Linked DNA regions of Homo sapiens: region 2 is linked to region 1. A link is a loop called in an ENCODE intact Hi-C map of the cell type or tissue named here. Cell type or tissue: GM12878. All regions are shown on one strand. Links, peaks and the distances in the headings refer to the core of each region. The heading gives the core; the rest is flanking DNA. Region 1 has its middle 230 kb from the start of EDA2R. Region 2 overlaps HEPH (hephaestin).

Evidence for each region. Peaks named below come from ENCODE experiments on the same cell type or tissue, not always from the same donor. Only the 100,000 strongest peaks of a DNase experiment are listed, where the experiment ranks them.
Region 2: it touches region 1 in a loop (10-fold over the local background); 3 of 110 quality-filtered maps call a loop at or near these places.

The regions. Positions count from the first base shown.
Region 1 is chrX:66,405,350-66,410,735 of GRCh38, forward strand. No RefSeq gene overlaps it. Among named protein-coding and RNA genes, the nearest start is that of EDA2R, 230 kb to the right of the region's middle. In GM12878, for the core only: a CTCF peak has its summit at 3,244; a DNase peak (open chromatin) is centred at 3,282.
Region 2 is chrX:66,198,656-66,204,041 of GRCh38, forward strand. It overlaps HEPH (hephaestin), which reads left to right. Exons shown (of 21, transcript NM_001367233.3): 11 at 223-373; 12 at 1,885-2,097; 13 at 4,709-4,922. Among named protein-coding and RNA genes, the nearest start is that of HEPH, 37 kb to the left of the region's middle. In GM12878, for the core only: a CTCF peak has its summit at 2,924 (motif pointing right); a DNase peak (open chromatin) is centred at 1,796.

The DNA.
Region 1 (5,386 bases), core at 286-5,285:
TCAAGGGGTCTCCTGCTGCTGGGGTCCCAGGGAGTATGTTGAAAGTGGGTTGCTCTTTGCTGTTCAACTCACCTATTCCCATGGAGCCATTGTTGACCAGGAATAAGTCTGGGTGTACTGCAGCCCTGCCTAGTGTTTCCAGCTTTCTTCCAATTCAGCCGAGCTTCTGTGTCTTCCTTACATCGACTCCTGTTGCCTTCTCTCTGGAGATCTATTAGGAGCACCTCCAGTCATCTCAGTTCCTTGGTAGGAGCTGTTACACCTGGCTGTGTCTAGTAGGCCATCTTGCCCTTTCCGTGGTTTCTGCAACATACTTCTAAACAACCATTCAGTCAAGGAAGAAATCACAAAAGAAATTAGGACATATCTTGAAACACATGAAAATGAAAACACAACATACCAAAACTTAGGTATAATGTGAAGACAGTCCTAGGTTAGAAATGTATAGCTATAAATGCTTACATTTAAAAGAATAAAGACCTCAAATCAACAACTTAACATTACACTTTGATAAAATAAAAAAGAACAAACAATTCAAAACTGGTAGAAGGAATAAAATAATAAAGAGTGGAGCAGAGATAAGTAAAATAGAAAATAGGAAAATAGGAAAAATGAAGTGTTGGTTCCTTGCAACTATCAACAACATTGATCAAATTTTATCTAGATTGACTATGAAAAAAAGAGAAGACTCAATAAGCAAAGTAAGAAATGAATTAGGGGAAATCACTACCATTTATAAATTAAAGCAATCTACTCCTAGGTGTATACCCAAAGAAATTGAAAGCAGAGATGTGAACAGATACTTATATGTCAATGTTTATTGAACTATTATTTGTATTATTTAAAAGGTTAAAACAACACAAATGTCTGTCAACAAATGAATGAATAAACAAAATGTGATATATACATACAATGGAATATTATTCAACCATTAAATGAGTAATGTTCTGATATTTTCTAAAGCATGACTAAAACTTGAAGACACTGTTCTAAGTGAAATAAGCTAGACAAAAAAGGACAAATATTATATAATTCCACTTGTATGAACCACATAAAATAAGCAAATGTATAGAGGCAGAAAGTAGATTAGAGGTTAGCAAAATTATAGAGAATGGGGAATGGGGACTTAGTGCTTAATTAGTACAGAAGTCCTGTTTGTAGTAAAAGAGTCTTGGAAATTGATAGTGGTGACAGTGGCAAAATCTTATAAATGTAATTAATGCCACTGAATTGTACACTTATAATTGGTTAAAATGTCTAATTTTGTATCCAATGTATAAGCACATTTACTACAATTTTTAAAAATTAACAATGTAGGTGATACCCAATGTAGGTGTTGTCCCTTCTAAATCTCATGTTGAATTGTAACCCCCAACGTTGGAGATGGGGCTGGTTGGGAGATGTTTGGATCATGGTAGTAGATTTCTCCTGGCATGGTGCTATCCTTATTATAGTGAATGAGTTTCCATGAGATGTGGTTGTGTAAAAGAGTGTGACACCTCCCCCTATTCTCTCTCTTTTTGCTCTTGCTTTTCTCATGTGATGTGCCTGCTCACCTTTTAAATATAAATTTCAACTTTAAGTCACTGATTGGCCCTCACATCTGAGCATAGTTTGTTAGAAGCAGACAGGCCACATCTTGAACACTTTGCTGGTTAAAAACTTTTATTCAACAGATGCTTGAAGTCATCACTCTTAAGTTCAAAGTTTCACAGATACTTAGGACATGAACACAATACAGCCAAGTTCTTTGCTAAGGCATAAAAGAGTGACGTTTGATCTAGTTCACCAAATGTTCTTCATTTCTTTCTGACTGATATCTCATAAGCCTGGACTTTACCATTCACATCACATAAGCATTTTTGTCTCCATGATTTAATTAGTTTTTAAGGCGCTCAAGATTTTCCCTTATTTTCCTATCTTCTTCTGAGCTCTCCAAACTTTCCAACCTCTACCTGTTACCCAGTTTCAAAGTTGCTTCCACATTTTCAGGTATCTTTTCAGCAATACCCCACTCTTGGTACCAACTTTTTATGTTAGGCCATTCTTGTATTGCTGTAAAGAAATACCTGAGGCTGGGTAATTCATAAAGAAAACAAGCTTAATTGGCTCACAGTTCAGAAGACTGCACAAGCATGACACCGGCAACTGCTTGGCTACCAGGGACACCTCAGAGGGCTTTTACTCATAGCAGAAGGTGAAGGAAGAGCAGGCATGTATCATGATGAGAGCAGAAGCAAGGGAGAGAGTTGGGGAGTGAGGTTCCACACACTTTTAAACAACCAGAGCTCGTGAGATCTTACTCACTATCATAAGGACAGCACCAAACCATGAGGAATCAATCTCCATGACCCAAACACCTCCCACCAGGCTCTAACTCCAACACTGAGGATTACAATTCAACATGAGATTTTGAGGGAATAACATCTAAACTATATCAGTGATATACCAAAATCATTTAGTTTGTACACTTTAGATTGGTGAATTGCACCTCAAAATAAAGCCGTTAAAACAAACAAGCAAAAACAAGAAAGATATGAGCCTGTGTCAGTGTAGACAAATAGACCCCAATGAGTGTAAGTGTTCTCTGCCAGGTAGAAAAATTTCACATAATTTATATGGGTTCTTACAGAACATCATCCCTCTTTCCAGGCCTCAGTTTCTCCACTTCTTGAAAATGGAAAGGTTAGAGTAGATTATCTTAAAGATCCCCCTGAAGCTCTGACATTCTAGGATTTCGTAACTCAAAGGTGATAATGCTTAAGAGAGAATCTTGTTTGGTTTCATGAGGGAGGGGGTTAGGATATGTGGATCAAATATTGAGAGTCCCGGATGAAAGGCCACCCTTTGTGGAGATTCATAGTTTTGGAGTATGGCGGAGGGGAATCCAAAAACATTGTTTTCAGAAAACCAGGTAGACTGATGTAAATGGTGAATAGGTACTACTGTAAAACAGAAAAAATAAAAATAAAAAAGGAAGAAAATTAAAGCAGGACGGCTTGAAGAAATTTGGTATATGAGAGCCACATATCAAGATGAGTAGAAGTAGAGGAGATTATTGTTCCCAAGAGTGTGAGATTGAGGTGGAGCATCCATATATTAGGAGGCAAAATTTTGAAGACTAAAGATTTTCACCAATGTTTTAATGTGTGCTAAGTTATTCAGTAGGAGGCATAACGTTTGTTACTAGTAAGAGTTTAAAATATTAATTATTTGGTATGACAATAGCACCAACTAGTGACAGGAAATATGATCGTTCAGAATTGTCACAAACCCTAGATAACAGGTAAGCTTGTACTGGCATGTACTGGCTGAACTTCTGATGTGTTTGTGCTACGGGTAGGAAGTCTCCAATTGAATGGACTGTGTATACACTGAGCTCCAGTAGGCAGAGTAAGGGAACATCTTTAAAGGCATAGTTCAGAAGAATCTCTAAGGACCCAGGGTAGTATCAGGGTCAGAAAGAATTACTCAAAGTGGAAGAGGAAATGTTACCCCAAAGAGTTTCTTGTATGGGCTGTTCTAGGGTTACATTTCAGGACTTCACATTTTTGCCCTGCTAGGGAACTTGATAGAGTGCAACTGTGATCCATGGGCCTTCAGAAATTTGAAGTCAAGTCAAGACTACAAGAAAGAGCAGACAAACGGAGCCAGTTCCGGGTCACACTGGGAAAACTTAAAAACATGAGAAATGTCTGGGAGACATAAGTGCAGTGAAACAGAAGGCTTGAAGCCAGAGTTTCTGCCAGCTAAACATTGTGATAAGTAAGCATCCAATGGGAAATGGTCAAAAAACAATGAGAGACCTTTGAAGTTCTGGGTAGGTCAGACTTCTTTAGACCTAGCCTTTCTGCTTCTTAAATTGACCAAAGTCCAATTCTAGGCTGAGGTTGGTGTTTTAGACAGTCTATTTGACACGTGCCTGCCCCCAAATGTAGATACAACTTCATGGGAAGAAGATTAGAATATACGGATGAAAAATTTGGAGTCCTGGATGACAGTGAACCCTTTCCCAGGCGGTTTTGTTTTCCAGAATTCTGAAGAAATTTTTTCAGCCTTCTGAGATCCCACATGTGTTGCTTGGGGATTCCCATGTGGAGTTTGGATTTAACCAAAGCCACATATAGTTTGTAGTTTCTTTCTTTTCTTTTTTCTTTTTTCTTTTTTTTGAGACGAAGTTTGTCTCTTTTTGCCCGGGCTGGAGTGCAATGACGCGATCTCGGCTCACTGAAACCTCCGCCTCCCAGGTTCAAGTGATTCTCCTGCCTCAGCCTCCTGAGTAGCTGTGATTACAGGCGATGACCACGACGCCTGGCTAATTTTGTATTTTTAGTAGAGACAGGGTTTCACCATATTGGCCAGGCTGGTCACAAAATAGTTTGTATTTTCAACAGATCTGCCCTCTAAAGCACTGATTCAAATGGATACACTGGAAGTGCTGGAAGCACTGGATCTTTAGGAGCATGATGGATTTTCTGGCTGGAAATATATGATGAATGTTATATTTCCTAGAATGTTGTCTGACATTCGTTAGGCTCTGAAGAAGAAAAGAGAATTTCTGTAGAAAAATCTAGATGCCAAATGGAATGGGGACTACTGATCACATGTTCTTGCTTATTTCTCCCTTGTGTGTGTGTTCTATTGCTGCTTCTCTATCTCTGTCCATCTCTTTTTGTTTTCTCCATCTGTTTCTCTGTCTCTCCATTTCTGTCTCTTTTGTCTTTTACTTTAGCCACATTTAGCTCTGACTTTTGTTCGCCTACCCACCTCCTCTCTAAATACATACTACATATTGCTATCCACATCCACTGGACAGTCATCTCTATAATTCTTGAGAAAGCTCCTGGGACTTTGAATCAAACCCAAATACAGCTCATTGCCAATAAGTTGGGAGTCAGAGGCCTCCATATGAGTTTCAGGTGTAATTCAAGGAACTCTCATCCCCTGGGCCTATGTTGAGGAAGAACAATATAGACTGCTAGCTACACGCTATGATTTAAAAACTGCTCCAAACTATGTCACTCACTAGGCACTGTGGGATATGAAATTATACTAATCAGAACTCATTTGTTTAGGGTTAGCACTGTTGGAGTACTATGGACCTCTTTAAATGCAAATTTCCTTGAAAAAGGGTAACATATTTTGGCTCATTCAATGTTACAGTATCAGGCTGGATGTGATCTTAGAAATTACTTTATTCAATCCCATCAGGTCCTAACTTCATTTCTCATTTCATAAGCTCTCCGCCTACTATACACTACCATTGTAGGCATTTCTCTGTAGTGGTTCTCAGCTTTGGTTGCACATTAGAATTACCTAGGGAACTTAAAAGAATCTCTATGCACATGCTACACTCAAAGCTAATTAATCAGAATCTCTGGGGATG
Region 2 (5,386 bases), core at 83-5,082, 210 kb before region 1:
TCTTCCCTGTCAGGCTTGTACTTTTATTGTGACATTCTTCTCTCATCTGCAATTTGAGGTTACCTAAGGAAAAACTGCTGCAGCTCTGGATAGGAGGTATGGTCTCAAAATGGGAAAAGGAAATGGGAAAGAATCTGGCATCCCTTGATCTGTAACGACACAGTCTACAACTGCTGAAACTATTGTCATTATTCCCTCTACTTTCTTCTATTGGGCCTGCAGAAAGGGGTGGATAAAGAATTCTTTCTTCTCTTCACTGTGTTGGATGAGAACAAGAGCTGGTACAGCAATGCCAATCAAGCAGCTGCTATGTTGGATTTCCGACTGCTTTCAGAGGATATTGAGGGCTTCCAAGACTCCAATCGGATGCATGGTATGGGGAGTACTTTTGCCCTGGGCTAAATTGAGGGTCCCAAGTAAAATCTAACTTTAACCGTAATCATGACCAATCCTGAAAACACTGATTTTATTGGTCATCTCTGTCCAAGAGGCGAGCTAGATTGAGAGGCTCAACCGAACACAACAGATCTTATACTTAGTACCTTTGGGTGCTGTGTCCTGTGTTACACAGTATGGGGGAAACTGGAAGAAAGTACTGCAAAATGAGGGTGTGCACAAGAAATCTACAAGAGATTGTGAAGAATAAGCCAGATGATACCTTTCCAATCTTATCTCCCCTCTTCCTTATATTTTAGTACCTTGGGTCCCCCCCCCCCATACTCCAGCCAACTGGGGCTATTTTTCTTTGTGAACATGCTGATTTCATGCTTTTGCAGTGCTGTTCCCTTCACTTGAAATGCTCCATCTCTTGATTCCCATTACTAGTTAGTTTCATCATTTGGAAAAAGTAAAACCATCTCATGAGCAAAGTTCATTCCAGTTAGAATTTACTGAGCGCCTAATTGGTACTAGGTAATGTGCTAGGTGCTCAGGCAGTCACATAGATATAGAAAAAAAATGATATGCTTCCTGTTATGTCAATCCAGTGCAGGAAATAGATTTGTAAGTAAATCACCAGAAAGTATATCAGTTACAATCCATGGCAACTGATACTGCAGAATTTTGTGGGATAAAATTTTCATGGATCGAAGAGAGAGTAAAGTATAGCTGAACGAAGATACGACAGGTAAGTGGTAGGATGCCATAGAAAGAGACCATAAGGGAAGTTTATTCCAGAAAGAGGAAATCATGTGAAAAGTCAACAGGTATTATCAAAGCACCTACAATATTTAAAGCTTTGGTAATGCAGAGAAAAATAGAGCTCACAGGACAATGGTGTGTGTGTGTGTGTGTATGGAAGAGGATGGGAGGACAGACTGCAGGTAGGGGTACCAGAGAGGAGGCTATTTTAGTTCAGGCCAGGGAGGATGAGGGCCAGAACCAGGGCAGTAGCAGTGAAGATGAAGAGGAGGAAACAGGTTGAGAGCTGAAGATGGAATTTTCAGATCCCCAACACGTATGGGGGCGTGGAAAATGAGATCTATATGGAAAAGGAACAATCAGAGTGGTTGTAAAAGGACCAGAAAGTATGTTGCCACAGAAACCAAGGAAGGAGAGTTTCAAGAAATAGGGAATAGGAGAGATTGGTGTGTGTGTGTGTGTGTGTGTGTGTGTGTGTTTGGTAGTGGAGAATAGTTCAATGTTGTCAGGATGTGGATCATGGTGGAGGTGAGGCCAGAAAGGACAGTTGAGCACTCATCCCAAAGACAGAGATATTCACGAGTAGAGTTAAAGTGGCATAGAGAGGAAGGCAGAGGTGTTGAGGATGACTCAGCAGTTTCAAGTTGTGTGAAACCATAGTACATAGCTGATGCCATGCTCCTGGCCAGTGCTGGAGTAGTCTGGTCTCATCTCCCCACCTTGTCTTGTGTTTTTGTTTTCCAGCCATTAATGGGTTTCTGTTCTCTAACCTGCCCAGGCTGGACATGTGCAAGGGTGACACAGTGGCCTGGCACCTGCTCGGCCTGGGCACAGAGACTGATGTGCATGGAGTCATGTTCCAGGGCAACACTGTGCAGCTTCAGGGCATGAGGAAGGGTGCAGCTATGCTCTTTCCTCATACCTTTGTCATGGCCATCATGCAGCCTGACAACCTTGGTAAGTGCCTTAGCAGCTGGCCCTAGAGGCTTTGTTGGGTATAGGGCCAGGAATGGGGTCGGGAAGAGGGAGGGATGGTGAAGAGAAAATAATAGGCATGTTAAGGGTTCTAGGAAGTTTTTAAAAACACTTGTCTTTTTCTTCTTCAATGTGCTCTCCATGTTCTGGTTACTTGGATTCCCTACTCAGCTGCAGGCAGAATAGTTAGTAGAAGGTGGAGGAAGCTCTTTTCTGGAACAACAGAAGGGAAGTTGGGATGTTGCTCAGCTTTAGTGAAGTTCTTATATGGCAGGGAGTGGACTTGACAACACAGAGATTTTATAGGTACAGTACTTTTATTGGGAGGAAGGTCAATAAAATGCACTTATAAGTGCTATCAAATTGATATTCTGTGAGGCTTTCTACAGACTCATTTCTGATCTCTCCCTCTCTCTTTCTCTTTCTACCCATGATGCGCCCCACCCTCTGCCCCCTGCCACCCCGTGTGTGTGTTTGTGTGTGTGTGTGGTGATGTAACAATTTCAGCCTGGAAATCAGAACACAGGAGCCCTAGTTCAGGCTCTTTCATTAACTTGCTGCGTAACTTTGGTCTAATTACTTCCCTTCTCTCTAGCTAGATTTCCTGCCTTGATTCTTTCCTTTCTGCCTTCCTTCCTTCTGTCCTTTTGTCCTCCCTCCATCTCTCCTTCCCTCTATATCCTTTTTCTTCCTTTTATGAAGATATTTGACTATAATGTTTCTTCAGATTCTATGTATTTCTAGAATTTCATAATAGAGCAGTTATCTTTTCTTTAGTCCCTATGGTGTATTTTTTTTTCCAGCCATTAGATGGCAATAGTGTTTGTAAGAACAACCTGTCAGCTCCACGCAGTTCCTATTAAACTTTTGTTTTACTCCTGTAAATTTCATTCATATCTGGGGGGAAAAACATCCTTGAACAAGTGTCTTCAACGCTTTAATAATATTAACCTAGTCCTGAGTTTGACAAACACTTGACATAAAGCTGGTCTCCTCAGAAATAGAAAGGACAATTTGGAGGCTATTGCAGTTTTCTCTGTGAGAGAAGCTTGTGGCTTGGACTCGGGAAGTGGCAGTTTAAACGAAAAAATAATTTTGAAGGAATTGCTGATAGGATTTACTGATGCAATAGATAACGGTGGTAAGGGAAATAGAAGAAGTAGATGTGGAAAGAAATGAGTAGACCCTTTCTTTCAACGTGTTTATAAACTAGTAGAAGGGATCATTTTAAAAGAGAGGGGCACTTAGCCCTTTAACATGTGGTTTAGATATAAAGTGCATTAGAGGTGGAGAAGTGAAGAATGTAGAACTCTATTTGGGCCAAAATAGTCAGGGAGGGCTTTCTGGAAAAGAAACATGAATTGAGTCTTGGATAATGAGTGGACTCTCATAGATACTTGGGGGTGGGGTGGGCAGGTAAGTTCCAGAAAGAGGATAACAAAATGAATGAAGATTTCAAGGTAGGAATGAATGAGATGTGTGAGAGAAACAGTCAGAGTTCCATGTAGTTGGAGTGCTAGTTGAGTTTGAGACAATGTGTGGGAGGTGGAACTGGATTGGTAGTTTGGTGCCAACTCATAGAAGGCTTTGAAAGCCAGGAAGAAGAGTTTGTAGTGATGGGATAAGCACTGAGCAGCAAAGTAAGGAAACAATGAGAGTAATGTTCTAAGAAATTTAGCTTCTTTTGATCGACATTGAGTTTGAGTATCCTTGAGTTAGAAATTTGGAGCTTAAGATCTGGTCCAGGCAACTTCACAACACAGACATTTAAGACTGTTACCTGCACATTCCATTGTAAAAAATGAGTGAAGGACCTTCTAAAGCTGTCTTAGGTAAGCATCCCTCTGCAATCAAGACATTCTCTTTCTTTTTACCTAACTATTGAAGTCTACTTTATTTCTTTGGTACTTGATAGGAGACAACTCATCAATGTTTTTCTTGGAATAAGAATTATTACAGCTATATTTACTTATTTATAGCATCACTTAACTGAACATTGAATATGTTCTATACTAAGCACTGTTCACAAATTATTGTGTTTAATTGTAAAACAACCAAATAAAGTAAAATAATCCTCATTTTACTGATGAGGGAACTGAAAAACACAGAGGTTTAGCAATTGCCACAAGGTTTTATGTGTGCATATATATATATATATATATATATATACACACACACACACACACATAATATATTTTTATATATGTATATATATATGATTTATATATAATAAATGAAAGATAGGGTTACCAACCATGGCAGTTTGCCTAGTACTGAGGGGTTTCTAGGAATATGGGACTTACAGTGCTAAAACTAGAAACACCCTGGAAGAAGTTGGTTATTCTAGCGGCAGAGTTTAGTTTTAATAAACCCAGTGTATGTAGCTTTGGAGCCGGAGCTCTTAACCTTTGAGCCCATTACTCTCAATAAACTTTAAATACTCTTTTATCTATGTGTAGTTAAGGCAAGAGCCTTATCTGAGACTATCTGAAACTAACTCTTTTCTGCAGTATGCCTAGGGAAAGGCAGGAAATCCCCCAGGCACTACCCAGGGATGTTCTGAGTCAGATTTTTCTCTCTGATCCTCCCTCAGGGACATTTGAGATTTATTGCCAGGCAGGCAGCCATCGAGAAGCAGGGATGAGGGCAATCTATAATGTCTCCCAGTGTCCTGGCCACCAAGCCACCCCTCGCCAACGCTACCAAGCTGCAAGAATCTACTATATCATGGCAGAAGAAGTAGAGTGGGACTATTGCCCTGACCGGAGCTGGGAACGGGAATGGCACAACCAGTCTGAGAAGGACAGGTAAGGCTTCATAAATGGAGAGATTACACTTTTAGAAAAACATTTTGCAAATGAGAATACTGAAATTCTGAGATGAGGAGACTCTTATCTCAGGTCTCCTAATGTGATACCAACAGATTTGGGAGATGGGGCTATAATGCAGCTCTTATGAATTCTAGCTCACTGCTGCTTCCATATTGATATAGGGAGGGAATAAAGCTTGCCCACACCTTCACCCTCTTAATCTTTGTCTCTCTTCTTTCAGTTAGCTGGAAGTATTTACCCTGGGACTTAAATTTTACAGGATTTACTCAAGGGATTGAATGTCTCAAGCTCAGCTGTCCCTTGACAAAATGGCATTGCATTTATTAAGGTACAGACTAAGCTATGTAGCAGAAAATGTCTAAAACAGAGTGATTTAAATATGATAGAATTTTATTTCTTATTCACATAATAATACAAATATGAGCAATTCAGGGCTGGCA